Regions from separate parts of the Homo sapiens genome. Here all the other regions are linked to region 2. The links are chromatin contacts, found by Hi-C or POLR2A ChIA-PET in ENCODE. All regions are on one chromosome and are shown on one strand. Each heading gives the region's core, a stretch centred on a gene start or an enhancer-like site at or near the end of the contact. The rest is flanking DNA. Distances are from core to core; before and after follow the strand shown. Region 1 overlaps LOC124904910 (a long non-coding RNA gene). Region 2 overlaps OSER1-DT (OSER1 divergent transcript). Region 3 holds the start of R3HDML (R3H domain containing like).

Region 1 (4,535 bases), core at 754-3,253, 70 kb before region 2:
AGCAGCAGCAGTGAAGTAACATGAGCTTCAGTAGCGACAGCAGTGCCCCCAGTCATTCAGTAGCAATGGCAGGCTCATGGGCTCCATTCCATTATTCACATACAGTTTGGACCCCTGTGGGTAAAATCAGATGAATCTGCCAACCTTGAACCTCCAAATCAACCCAGGTCCTCTTTAACAGTGGAAGCAGCCCTCCTCCTCTTCTGAGAAGATCATTCTCTTGCTGGAAGACTCGTAATGACCTCATCCAAGACAGTTTCCTGCAAGGGGGTGCCTCACCTCAAGGCCAACTCCAGCACCCTTCACTGCTTCCAGACCCTTACACACCCCAGGAGAGCAAGTTCAAAGTCTGACCCAAAGAGAGTCTATGATACCAAAGAATAAAAATGTTTTGTTGATGTATGTTGACAGAGACCTGGGGGAGTATGTGTGGCAATGGAACATAAAGATGCCAGACCAAGAAGAACAAACCATATTAGGCTGGGTTAAATTTATGGATATTCATGCATTTTCTGGAGAGTCTAGATTTAATATGTTATCTCAGCATTTGCGAGTGACTCTAATGGTTTCCTGGATTGACTGACTGAAACCTGGACTTAGTGGTGGTCTACATTCATTGAAGTTGAGATGCTAGAATTTCCCTAAGATACTATTAAGGGAGGAATTCGAAGTTTTAAGGAAATAGAAATGTTGGGATGGATTTACTATGTACGGTTTTTTAAAATATCATGGGGTGACATCTTTCTTTTTTAATTTTAATTTTAATTTGTTTTGAGACAGGGTCTCACTATGTTGCGCAGGCTGATCTGAAACTCCTGGGCTCGATTGGTCCTCGCATCTCAGCCTCCCAAGTAGCTAGGATTACAGGTGCCCCACCACAGCCAGTTGTTATGTATGACTTGACCCTGACCCTATCACCTTAAATAACCCTATCATTTAAGTCCACCAGGGGGGCCCAGAGGACACTCCTTTCACTAAGTCACTGAGCAAGCACTGGCAGAGAAAGCACTAGTACCATTCAAAAGCCCTGGAGTACTTTCCTCTATAGCCTAGGTGTGACAGTGGGAAGTGCCACCACTGAAATGGGCTTCCTGGTTTTGATGAGGAGTGGCAGAGTCTAAGTGGCAGCACTTACTGCCAGAGATGAGTTGGGTGCAAACTCCATCATAGCAGCAGAGCCATAGCAACCACTGGAATATTTTGACCCACAGGGACTTTTACTGGAGGTGAATTCATCATATTGTCCCTAGAAATCAAACATTTGAGCAGTTTAAGTCTTACTTGCTCTGTATAGTCAGAAAAACTTTGGGTCCAGTGAGCAGAGACCTAACTTTAAGTGGAGACATGGTTTGGCTGTGTCCCCACCATAATCTCATTTTGAATTCCCACGTGTTGTGGGAGGGACCCAGTGGGAGCTAATTGAATCATGGAGGCAGTTCCTTCCCATGCTGTTCTTGTGATAGTAAGTCTTACAAGATTTGATGGCTTTGAAAAGCTGGAGTCTCCCTGCACAAGCTCTCTCTTTGCCTGCTGCCATCCATGTAAGACATGACTTGCTCCTCCTTGCCTTCCACCATGATTATGAGGTTTCTCCAGCCACGTGGAACTGTTAGTCCAATTAAATCTCTTTCCTTTGTAAATTGCCCAGTCTTGGCTATGTCTTTATCAGCAGTATGAAAACAGACTAATAAAGTGGTGAAACAGGCTCACCATGCACTGGCTACCAACTTGTCTGAGTCCGGTGGGACAGAACACTCATATTCACAAGTTACATGAAGCAGATTTATTACTTACAGATAGGAGCAAAGGACAACAGAAGCCTGGTCCCCCAAGCCTCAGGAATGCTGCCCAAGGTGGATAATGCCTTGACTGTGTATGCCTCACTTGCACTGCAGCAGTGGGACCCTGGAAGTAGCTTGGCTTGGGTTTTATGACCCAGGGCAATGTGATCACTGGGCTAAAGCACTGAAGGACATCCTGTTCGGGGCGGGCTTTGGGGGGATTGGAACAGAGCCCAGGAAGTTCTGGCTAGTCCCTTCCTATGTCAAGATATTACATTCCAGCACATTCTACTGTTGTTTTAGAGAATTGTAAACAAGAAAGTGGGGAGAACTGGATCAGTCCAAGGACACCCAGAGAACTGTCCTGCAGAAGTAATCTCTTACCCAGTTCAGTGCCCTGGGGCCCATGAAATGTAGGGAAGGCTAGATCTCCTTGAGAAAAGTTCCTGTGACTGTCACAAGTATAAACTATTTTCCTTTAAGCTCTTCAGAGGAGCCTAACACTTACCTGAGTGTATCCCAGAGAAAAGGAAGAAATTTCAAGAAAGAGGGAAATACCCAGAGCTTTCAAGGTATATTCTACACTGGCTCTGATTTGAAGCTATTCCCTGGGGACCCAAAATGCTACTATAATCACAAGCAGGGCTTATTTCCAAACTCATTCTATGAGGTCAGTATTACCCTGATACCAAAACCAGACAAAGACACATTAAAAAAAAAAAAGAAAGAAAACTACAGGTCAATATCCCTGATGAACATTGATGTAAAAATCCTCAACAAAATACTAGCAAAAAGAATCCAACAACACATTAAAAAGATCATTAATCATGACCAAGTGGGATTTATCCCAGGGATGCAAGGATGGTTCAGCATATGCAAATCAATCAGTGTGATACATTATATCAATAGAATGAAGGAGAAAAACCACATGATAATTTCAATTCATGCTGAAAAAGCATTTGAAAAATTCAACAACCCTTCATGATAAAAAAAACTCAAAAAACAGGATAGAAGGAACATATCTCAAGACAATAAAAGCCATGTATGGCAGACGCACAGCCAGTATCATACTGAATGGGGAAAAACTGAAAGCCTTTCTTTTAAGATCTAGAAGAAGACAAGGGTGCCCACTTTCACCACTGTTATACAACATAGTACTGGAAGTCCTAGCTAGAGCAGTTAGACAAAAGAGAGACGTAATGAGCATCCAAATTGGAAAGGAAGAAGTCAAATTATCCTTGTTTGCAGATAATATGACCTTATATTTGGAAAAAACAAAAGACTTCACCAAAAATCTCTTAGAACTGATAAATTTAGAACTGATAAGTTGCAGGATGCAAAATCAATGTACAAAAATCAGTGGCATTTCTGTATGCCAACAGCAAACAATCTGCAAAAGAAATCAAGAAAATAATCTCATTTACAATAGCTACAAGTAAAATAAAAACCTAAAAATTAATTTAACCAAAGAAGTGAAAGATCTCTATAATGAAAACTACAAAACATTGATGTAAGAAGTTGAAGAGGACATACCAAAAAAAGGGAAAGATACTCCATGTTCATGGATTGGAAGAATTAATACTGTTTAAATGTCCATACTACCCAAAGCAATCTACAGATTCAGTGCAATCCCTATCAAAATACCAATTACATTCTTCACAGAAATATAAAAAATAATCCTAAAATTTATATAGAACCATGAAAGATCCAGAATAGCCAAAGCTAAAGAATAAAACTGGAGAAATCACATTACCTGGCTTCAAATTATACTGTAACCAAAACAGCATAGTACTGGCATAAAAACAGACAGATAGACCAATGGGAAAGAATAGAGAACCCAGAATTAAATCAGTATGTCTACACTGAACTAATTTTCAACAAGGGTGTCAACACTAAAAGGCTGCGCATGGTGGCTCACGCCTGTAATCCCAAAATTTGGGGGAGCCAAGGCAGGAGGATTGCTTGAGTGTAGGAGTTTGAAACCAGCTGGGGCAACATAGTGAGACTTTGTCTCTACAAACAAAATTTTAAAACAAAAATACTAAAGAGGCCAGGCACAGTGGCTCATGCCTGTAATCCTAGCACTTTGGGAGGATGAGGTGGGGAGATCACTTGAGGTCAGAAGTTCGAGACCAGCCTGGCCAAAGTGGTGAAACCCGTCTCTACTGAAAATACAAAAAATTAGCCAGGTGTGGTGGCACGTGCCTGTAGTCCCAGCTACTTGGGAGGCTGAGGCAGGAGAATCACTTGAACCTGGGAGGCAGAGTGAGCCGAGATCGTGTCACGCACTCCAGCCTGGGTAACAAAGCGAGACTCCATCTCAAACAAAAAACTGAAGAGTATAATTGGATTGTTTGTAACACAAAGAAAGGATAAATTCTTGAGGTGATAGATACCCCATTTACCCTGTTATGATTATTATGCATTGTATTCCTGTATCAAAGTGTCTCATGTACCCCATATATACCACAGAAATGTAAAAGTAAATAAATTAACAAATAATTTTTAATGAGGCTTATTGGGATTAGGTGATAAATGGAGTTTTGGTTTGAAAACATCTCATAGCGAGTGGACCAGTGGCTCTGTGGACCCATCTGTGATTTTTAACCCAGGTCCTGAATATGTTATTGGAACAAACAAATTTAACAGCTAGTGGAGCCTACACAGGACTCCTTGACCCATGGAATGAGGACTACTTAGGTAAAAGGACGAAGAGAAAGCTCCTGGAACTTCACACCACCACCACCTCACACA
Region 2 (4,842 bases), core at 2,242-4,741:
AGATTTCTTGAGTCTGTGGACATTAGTGTTAAAATGTGACTTCGTTGAGGCAGAAACAGTTTTCCTAACTTTCAAAATATTCCCTTTACAGAGCAAGAGGACAACCTGGGGATGAGAGGATAGAGATTTTCTATAGGCCATAGTGTGGAGATGACACAGTATAAGGTTCAGACAAGTTCCTGTACAGCAAGCAGGGCAAAAGCCTTCTGGTGCTGCCAAGGAAAAAAAAAAAGCAGGACAAGAGTTCAGGTGCAAGTGTCTACCCTCCTCGAAGGAAAACTCCTATGTAGGACTAAGAAGCATCTGGACAGGTTTGGGGGACAGTAGGATCCCACTTTCCCAAGCACAGCCCAGGGAGAGATGCCCCCCACTGACCACGTGACAGCACTAAGCTGGCACCGAAGCTGTGGTAACAGCAGCCCGTTGTCCCCTTGACCTGTGGGTGCCATGTAGGTGGTAATCCAGATGTGTCCACATGTCCCAGTGATGTGCTAAGTGGACTGAGGGACAAAGAGAGGCCAGGTGACAAGCTGCGAGGGTTGTGGCACATGAGGACCTCATGGCTACAGACAGGCAATTTTCTAAGCAGGTCCGTGTACTGCTCAGGAACTAAATCAGGTTCACCCCATTTTGGTAGGTTCCACCATAATCCGTAATGCCCGGGGACAAATTCCGAGCGACCACGTGGGAGTGAAGACCAGCAACAGGCAGGGAATGGCATCTGAGCCATAAAGCTTACCCACTGCCCCCTTATACCCAGATGCCACGCCGGGAGGATGGGAGCACACAGGAGAGAGGAGGATCCTGAACACTGAATATCTGTGCAAAACAGAGCGCTGTAAACCAGAAGAGAAGGAAATATCCCCTCAAGTTGGGAGAATGGAAGTTTGAGATGAAAATGAGATTAGATGAAAATACAGGGCTGGGTGTGGTGGCTCGTGCCTGTAATCCTAGCACTTTGGGAGGTCCAGGCGGGCAGATCACTTGAGGTCAGGGTTCGAGACCAGCCTGGCCAACATAGTAAAACACCCGTCTCTGCTAAAAATGCAAAAATTAGCCAGGAATGGTGGCGCATGCCTGCGGTCCCGGTTACTCGGGAGGCTGAGGCAGGAGGATAGCTTGAACCTGGGAGGTGGAAGTTACAGTGAGCCGAGATCGTGCCACTGCACTCCAGCCTGGGCGACAGAGCGAGACGCCATCTCAAAAAAAAAAAAAGAAAAGAAAAAGAAAAAATACAAAGGAAGTTACAGTTTTTGCCCCTGTGAGTAGGAGTGGGTCAAATATGACCCTGCCATGAAAGCCAATCAGTTTCTTTCCTGGGAATTTGAATCTTGTACGGAGAGATGTATCAGGAACAAAGATGTGTGGAACTGAATCGCCTGAGGCAATGCTCAGAGATTCCTGGCACCTGGGAAGGGCTCGGTCTGGCTCCCAGGCTGATAAGGCCTAGCTGTTTAGCTTTTCCTTTTGTTGAGTGAGCTTTCTGACATTCTTCTAGTGGATTCCTTTTTCACTCGAGCAAGTCAGATTTGTTTTCCATATTCTCCAACCCGGCATCATCCTGGAAGTGAATGTGAGATGAGAAGACAGCCAAGGCATGGCCCCTGAGGGTCAGCAGACCGGCAAGAAAAGAGGAGCCTGCAGAGGAGATAGAAAAGGTGAGGCTGAGAGGGTGCCCCTGTGAGCAGTGGCCACAGGGACTGAAAGGAGAGCGAGTGGAGGAGGCGGCTGTGTTCAGCGTCAGGCAGGGCTCAAAACTCAAGCAACATGAGAATGAGACTAGGGCCACTGTATTCAGCAACAAGGAGGTTATCCATGACCTTGGCAAGGAACGTTTTGGTGAGATAGAAGTCTGGTTGCAGTAGATTGAAGAAAGGGTGGTGAGACAGAGACACAGAGACACACACACACACACACACACACACACACAGAGAGAGAAGGGGGGTGGGTGGAGAGGGGAAGAAGTACAGCCACTGAGAGAGAGAGAGAGACAGAGAGAGACCGACCCAGAGAGAGAGAGAAGGGGGGTGGGTGGAGAGGGGAAGAAGTAGAGCCACTGGCTAAGGCTCCAACAGGGAGAAAAGGACAGGAGCTCTGTGGGGAACCTGGGTAGAAGGGGGCTTTGTGGGTTTGGGGTTTGCTTTTTTTGTTTTTGGTTTTACTATGACAGAAGACATGATGTGTGTTTGCATATACAGAAGAAAGTGAGTTTCCTGAGAAGGGAGGAGAGCTGGGATTGGTTTTAGCTAGGAGGAGGGAAAGGAGAAAGGATGGCTATAGAGACAGGCAAAGATAAGGGATGGAGAGCAAGATTTCATATCTATTGGTTTCTGAAAACACAGATATACTTTTCTGGTGAAAACTTCTCTTCTCCCCCTCAGGCAGAGTTAGATGCTCATGAATACATAAGCTGAAAATGAAATACTTTGAAAAATGATAGCTAGCTGAGTGTCAACACTTGAGGGGCAAGATTGGTTTTGAGCATATGGAGGGTAAAGAAAGAATTCTTGAGAGTTAGGCTGAGCCAGGAAACTGCAATACACTTTCCTGAACTGTGTTCAAATGTGGAGTAAGCTGAAGACTCTCACCAAGACACAGCTCAGTTCAAACTGAAAAACCAAACCCACCTATTCTTTAATTGGGCAGATATAATAATTTATGAATTCCTAAAGGCTTAGCTCAGCAGCTTTAGAGCAGGAACTCTAAACTTTGTTTTGTTTTGCACAGGTTATACACTGACATGATTCAAAAATCAGAACACAAGGTATACACTCAGAAGCCCGGCCCCTCCTGCTGGCCCCCAACCACTTCCTGAAACACTTCTTAGTTACTTGTCTAGCTTATCAGTTTTTCTTTATGAAGATAGAAGCAATACAAACATATATTCTTAGCTGTACGTCGTGCTTTTTTTCACCTATATCTTAGAGATCTTTCCTCAGCGCACACACAGCTTCCTCAAACTTTTTCCCAGTTATATAGTATTTTGCTTTGTGGATGCACCAGTCCTGTACATACACTTCAGTTGTTTCTGATCTTTTGCTATTGCAGCCAATGTTGCAATGGATCATCTTTTACATAAATTATTACATATAGGTACAAATGTCATCTACAGGGTAGACTCTTAGACTTGTAATTTTGGTAGATATTGCCCAAATCAACAGGGCTGTCAATTTCACAATCCCACTGGTAATGTATTAAAAGTCCTGCTATTTATTCTCCCGACTCCCCCACCTCCAGCCCCATCCACAGGGCATGCTGTCAAGCTTTGGGATTTCTGCCAATCTGACAGGTTAAAAATGGTATCTCCGCATACTTTTTATAAGCACTTCTCTTTGAAGATTGAGATTGAGCATTTTTTCATAAGTTTAAGTGCTATTTGTATTTCTTTTGCTGTGAACCGTCTGCTCATGTCCTTTGCTCACTTTCTCTATTCGGCTGCTGCAGGAGAAGTCCTTAACCAGTGGTCTGTGGCTTTCTCGGAGGAAGGGAGGGAGGGCTGTCTTGTGACTCAGATAAGGTTAAGAATTGTAGGGAAAAAAACCGCTCACCCTAACCTGATACCTATTTTGTGGTATACATAGAGATGTTTAAGTTTTAAAAACTTTTAACTGAAGTTTAGTTATACGCACAGAAAAATGTACATATACCACATTATAGCACACACTCCTATAACCAACATCGGGTCAAAGAACAATATTACCAGCACCCCAAAAGCCCCTCTCAACACTCCCTTCCAATCCTTACCACATGGAGATTCTTTCTTCTGCAGCTTTATTTCTTGATTCTATTCTAAAGGCAAGTGATCCACAAATCCCGGGTCTTCCACAGTTTTGAAGCCACAGTGAAGGGCTTCACCAACGGTAAGGAAAGAGGCCCTGCAGTCCTAGGGCTCCCTCTGCTGGTGATCAGCAGCTACCAGGAAAAGCTGCCCCTCCCCTCCTGGAGCTCTGAGGATTGACTGGAGTCTTGGAAATCAAATTGGTGCAGGCTTAATGGGAATCGGCACACAGGCGCATGGCTGAGGCATCAGAGTCCTCCTTTACCTCCTTTACTCTCCATCCTGTTAACATTTCGGGAAAGCAACTATCAAAACAATAGACCACAGTAGCTTGGGGGCTATGAAGAGAATGACAAGAAAGAGCGGCGAATTCCCGCTTCCCAACCCTTGCCTATTCCCCATCCACAAAAACAGGAGGCTGTTGTGAAAGGTCCTGCTGCTTGAATCAACTGTCAAAGGCATCAACAGTCCCCAGTCATGTTTCCAGAAAGCCAGTAGACAACTGGAATTATTTGCTGAGATGACTGACTGACTGATGGACTCACTGGCTCCTGTGGTAGGTACAGCTCCTATTCTGGTGGACTGCATGCGAAGTCCCATGGGACAACGGGGTCGGGCCATTTAACACACACAGGGGAGCAGGAGTTGAGGGAGGGAAAGTCAACATAATAGGTTTTTCTTGCCCTCCAGAAATTTAGAATCTAGCAGGAGATACAAGAAATGTACGGGTAAAGGGCTGAAAATAAGTTCAGGAGGGACCTGAAGAAGCTCCAGGTGAAATGTTACTGTGGTCGTAGAGACAGGGAGGGGACCTGAGCTGACGAAGTGGACGGGTGGTAGACAGAGGAGCTGGAGGCTCTTCAGTTGTAGGGAGGGGCAAAAAACAGATGCCCAGAGAAGCCAACAGGCCCCCAGTGGACTCTCATGGTAGAAGAAAGTGGGGAGGATCACCACCATTGAGGCAGGTCCTTAGGGCTGTGGCTCCAGGAACTCCATTTTGTCAGGGTACCCAGAGCCAAACAAATTCTGCGGGATGGACTATCTGTTGACTGAAGATCTATAAG
Region 3 (4,688 bases), core at 262-2,761, 120 kb before region 2:
TGGAGGGCATTCTAGGTGCTAACGAATGAATGAACAAGTCAATGACTCCCCTGCACTCTAGCTGCCTGCCATCCCGGCTCTTATTCCCGCCCCTCCCAACACTGTATTGCCTCCTCACGTTATCTTATGTACATTAATATCTTGTTGTTCATGCTTGTTTTCTCTTATTCCCACTAAAATGTCACCTTCGTGAAGGAAGGGGCCTTGTCTATTCTGTTACCAGCAGTATCCACAAGGCTTAGCACGGTGCCTGGCTGCAAGTGTACTCCAAGTATAAGTCAATGGATACGATGAAAAAGTTAAGTTTTCAGGCTATCGAGTGGCATGTGTTGGTCTTTCAGGGGGCAGACTGGCAAACTCTTTCCCTAAAGACATCTCTGGGTGGGCTGGAAACCCATCCCTCTAGGCTGGTTTTGGACAGTGGCCCTGGGGGAGGAGCTGTAAGCAAAAGGTTGGTGCCCTCCTTTGACTTCTTGGGGGCTGGAGTGAGAGCCACCAGCCCTGCCTCTTTGAGGGGAGACATCCCAGCTTCCTCTGCTGGTCAGCTGTTGGTTTTCCTCAGCCTGAGATTCCCCAGTACCTGTCCCCACTGCTCCAAGCCTGCCTCCAGGGGCTTGTGGAGGATGCTGTGGGTGTGTCAGTCAAGACCTTAGGGTAAAGAGACAATAGCATAGAAAGCACCAGCCACGCACCCCATGCAGGTCCCCAGTGTGGGGAGCCAAAATTCTTGGGTAGGGGATTGTGATGGTTACAGTTGTGATGGTGCCAGGTGGCAGCAGGCAGACCTGGATTGAAATCCTGGCTGGGCAAATTAATTCTCTGAGTCTCAGTTTCTTCCTCTGGAAAATGGAGATGATACTCACGTGCAGTGCCTGGCGCACAGTGGTGCTCCTTACATAGTAGTCACATGCCTGACTCACTGGAACAGCTGTGCAACCTTCTTGGTTTCCTCATCTGTAAAATGGGCAGATTAACTCCTGCCCTTTCCACAGGTCGACACCCAGATACTGGCTAGTGGGGCCAGGCAGGCAAGTGGTCCAGCTCTTCAAAGCCAGTCATTCTAGGCCAAGATGAGTCCGGCTGCGTTTGCCGGAAGGGACACTGCGGGGGGTGGGGGGCAGGTACGGGGACTCACCATGTATTCCATGTTGGCGGCAGGTGGGTACACACTGGCCCGGATGTGGTTGTGATAATCCAGTAAGGCATTCATGTCTCTCACAGAGATGTGGCGCTTCCGGCGGTACCTGGGCACCTCCAGGCCACTCAGGAGCCGCATAGCCGTGCTCTCGGGCTGGGCCGGGGCTGGGGTAGCATTAGGCATTATCAAGGCGTTCACTGCCTGGCCAGCCCAGAAGAGCAGGCCTGCCAGGCCCACGGTGCTGGGCAGCAGGGGCATAGCTGGATGGAGGAGTCACAGGTCTGCCTTGTGCAATCAGAGCCGGCTGCCTGGAAGGGGCAGGCACGAGAGCACCAGACCCTGAGCGTTCTCCAACAGTGCCGACCCAGAGGATGCTGCCTCCTGGGAACTTGGCAAAGACCTCCAGATGCAGCTCTGGTCCAGATGCCCAGCACCCCTTCCTTTCCACCCCAGGGGACTGAGTGGGTTGGGCAAGGGGAAGAAATGCCCAGACAGTGGCTAATCCAGACATGGCCCTGGGGTGAGATGGTGCCACCACTTCAAAGCCAGTGCTCTGTCCCTCCAGCCCAGGAGACAGACAGCAGCCCTCTCCAGTCTAGACATCCTCTTCACCAATCCTGCTGGAGCGGGCTCAGTCAATGCCCTCGGAGGGCAGGGCCCACCTTACCCCAAGTCATATTGCAAGGTCCTTTTGTCCCTGCTTTGCTGCAATTTAGGAATTGAGAATGAGACACAGAGAAAACCCAATGGCAGAGAATGAAAGAGGCAGAGAAAAAAGAGAGACCAAAAAGGGGACAGAAAAAAAGAGTTACAGAGAAAAAAGAATGAGAAATAGAAAGGTAAAGAGATAAGAGAGAATGAGAGAGAGGCAACAATGTGGCTGGGGGAGGACAGAAATAGACAGAGAGAGGGGCACAAACAGAAGAAAGAGCGAAAAATCGACTTAGAGAAGAGACAGAGAAGCACGAGAGACCAGGCAGGAGGCTCCAACGGTGCGTACCCAGGACGGGCAGCCCAAGCGGTGGCAGGCGGCAGCCCAGGAGGCCGGGGACCTCTGCAGACACCCTGGCCCACCTGGCGGCGCAGCAACTTTAACGGTCCCCTGGTGCTGTTGGCATCTGACGTCCCTGGCCCCACAGCCCCCTCCCCTTCCAGCCAGGCCAGACTCCTGCAGGGAGGCTCCGCCTGCTGCTTGATGGGCTTTTCTCTCCCGCCCCTCTCTCTCTGCTTTCACCTGAAGCATGTAGGGCTGGGCTGGGCAAATGGTCAGGGTAGTGATGTGGCAACAGGGCAGGGATTCCAGGAAAAAATACTCATCCCCTATGGGAGATCCCAGACCCCGAGGCTTCTCTCTGCCTTCCACATCCTGACATATTAAGGCCACCTTGCATCTGGAGAGTATTTTCTGACTGTTTTCCCTATAACACCCTCCAGCCTTGGAGCAGACAGTTAATATGGCCCATCTAGTGAGCCCCTGCTATGTGCCAGGCCCAGGGCTGAGTGCTTTACACAAAAGCCCAGCCAACCTTCAGAAGCAGGTACTATAGCTCCCCATTTCATAGATGAGGAAACTGAGCCCCAGAGAGGAGAAAGAACAAGCCCAAAGTCAAGCCAGCCAGTCTGCAATCACGCCAGGATTTAAGTCCAGATCTGACCCCAGGCCTGGTTAGTATCTAAAAGGATGCCTTTTCCTTTTCCTTTCCTTTTTTTTTTCTTTCTGTTTTTTGTCTCACTTTGTCGCCCAGGCTGGAGTGCAGTGGCGCAATCTCGGCTCACTGCAACCTCGATTCTCCTGCCTCAGCCTCCTAAGTAGCTGGGGCTACAGGTGCACACCACCACACCTGGCTAATTTTTGTATTTTTTAGTAGGGATGGGGTTTCACCATATTGGACAGGCTGTCTTTCTTTTTTTTTCTTTTGAGACAGAGTCTCGCTCTGTCGTCCAGGCTGGAGTGCAGTGGCACAATCTCGGCTCACTGCAACCTCCACCTCCCAGGCTCAGGTGATCCTCCCATCTCAGCCTCCTGAATAGCTGGGGCCACGGGCACGCACCACCATACTTGGCTAATTTTTTTGTATCAGCCAAAGATGCCATTTTCTAACCAAACCAAATATAGATGCATAAGGAAAAAAGCCTAGGGTGATGTTCGTTATGATGCCACTCAAACACAGCCTATTCATTAGCAAATGAATTAAGCCCACAAATCTGGGTTCAAATTTCCCTTATCCCACCCCCTCACTAACTAGGTGTTGGGCACGTTACTCAACCATTGTGTGCCTCATCTGTAAAATGGGAGAAATAGCGGTGCCTACCTTGTAGCATTACTGCGAAGATGAAATGAGTGAACATTTGTGGAGCCTTAGTACAGTGGCTGGCACACTGTGTGCACTCTAGGAATGTGTGTGTGAATGTGTTTGTGTGTACGTGTGTACTTGTGAGAGTATGTATGCACTTGTGTATGTGTGTGCAAGTATACTTACATGTGTGTGTGTTTGAGTGTTCTTGAGTCAAATGTGTCCCCAGGTGAATGTATGAGTATGTAGATAATGGACGTGTGTGCGTGTGTGTGTGTGTGTGTGTGTGTGTTTAAAGTCTCAGTCTCTGAGTTGCTGAAGTCCTAGGTTAAGAAAGAGTTCAATTTTCTCCTCTTTCATTACTTGTATTCCCCAAAAATAAAATGCATTACTTTTGTAATAGAAGGGGATAGACTTACAACAGAAAGGTGTTATATAAAAAACACAGGTGAAGAATTTGCAATCCTCAGACTACTCTTCTAGCAAGCTCTGAGGATTCCCAGGCTGAACCTAGTCTCGGGGCAGCAGGCCAAACCCTGGGCCAGCTGGCGAAGCAGGGCTGGGGGCTGGGACTGGGCTACTCCAGACGGGTCCTCTCCAGACATGTGGAATTCCCACCACAGGCAGCCCAGACAGTGCGGCTGCCAAAGCACACACCTTCCTGCTGGAGCAGTGACCTTCCTGCTGGATGCTGGGGAAGGTGGGGAGGGCAGAGCAGTGAGGGGTGAGGGCTGCGACCCCTGACCCCTATGGGGGCTCTCCCACTATGCCAGAAGGACAAGAGAGACTCGTTCGATCTAGCCCCGTCTCTGCCTCCAGTGTGCTGGGTGTCTTAAGGCAAGTTCTTATCCTTCTTTGGGCCTTGGATGCCCCACTGAAGAAACTGAACTGAAATTGCTGCCCCCACTGAAGAAGGCTGTTCCCAGTTTCTCTTTGATAGGTTCCCAATTCTGGCTCTTCGGACAACAACAGGTGGGATCTTCGATACACCAGGGCAAATTCTGCAGCCCAGGGAAGGCAGACACAAACAGCCATGGCACTTAGGAACCCAGGAGTGTCAACAAGTAAGCCCGGCTCTCTCAGAACGCATAGCACAAGCCACTCCTATGTAACTGGCACTTTGCACTGGCTCAGAACTTCACATCCTCAATTCACTTGGGCCTCACAGCTCCCTTTGGGGTAGTGACTCCACCCATTGTATAGATGAAGGAACCGAGGCACACGTGAGCCTCAGTGACTTGTCCTAGGGATGGAGA

Evidence for each region. A loop is a pair of places that touch in the nucleus more often than their neighbours do. ChIA-PET counts read pairs that join two places held with the same protein, here RNA polymerase II (POLR2A). Pooled maps may share reads with other maps.
Region 1: a loop to region 2 is called in a map of CD8-positive, alpha-beta T cell, with 19 times the contacts of the local background. The contact joins two enhancer-like sites. A Hi-C loop is called at or near these places in 9 of 168 maps with a recorded cell type or tissue (CD4-positive, alpha-beta T cell, CD4-positive, alpha-beta memory T cell, CD8-positive, alpha-beta T cell and 3 more), 2 of 37 single-sample maps with no recorded cell type and 11 of 50 pooled maps. POLR2A ChIA-PET finds 5 or more read pairs at or near these places in 3 of 52 experiments (PC-3, Panc1 and naive thymus-derived CD4-positive, alpha-beta T cell).
Region 3: POLR2A ChIA-PET joins it to region 2 with 12 read pairs in activated CD4-positive, alpha-beta T cell. The contact joins the promoter of R3HDML here to the enhancer-like site in region 2. A Hi-C loop is called at or near these places in 1 of 168 maps with a recorded cell type or tissue (endothelial cell of hepatic sinusoid) and 3 of 50 pooled maps. POLR2A ChIA-PET finds 5 or more read pairs at or near these places in 5 of 52 experiments (CD4-positive, alpha-beta T cell, HepG2, WTC11 and 2 more).

Annotation. Positions count from the first base shown.
Region 1 is chr20:44,284,912-44,289,446 of GRCh38, reverse strand. LOC124904910 (a long non-coding RNA gene) reads left to right here. Exons shown (of 2, transcript XR_007067597.1): 2 at 3-1,721. Among named protein-coding and RNA genes, the nearest start is that of FITM2, 24 kb to the left of the region's middle. Within about 2 kb of position 2,003, at least 2 of the 41 ENCODE cell types and tissues checked have a DNase peak (open chromatin) inside an H3K27ac peak, as active enhancers do.
Region 2 is chr20:44,216,585-44,221,426 of GRCh38, reverse strand. The region is part of intron 2 of OSER1-DT (OSER1 divergent transcript); the gene reads right to left. Among named protein-coding and RNA genes, the nearest start is that of OSER1-DT, 8.0 kb to the right of the region's middle. Within about 2 kb of position 3,491, at least 6 of the 41 ENCODE cell types and tissues checked have a DNase peak (open chromatin) inside an H3K27ac peak, as active enhancers do; they include CD4-positive, alpha-beta T cell, where a contact is called at or near this core.
Region 3 is chr20:44,333,866-44,338,553 of GRCh38, reverse strand. R3HDML (R3H domain containing like) reads right to left here and starts at 1,511. Exons shown (of 5, transcript NM_178491.4): 1 at 1,136-1,511. The coding sequence starts at 1,396. RefSeq lists enhancers at 1,840-2,829, 4,084-4,595.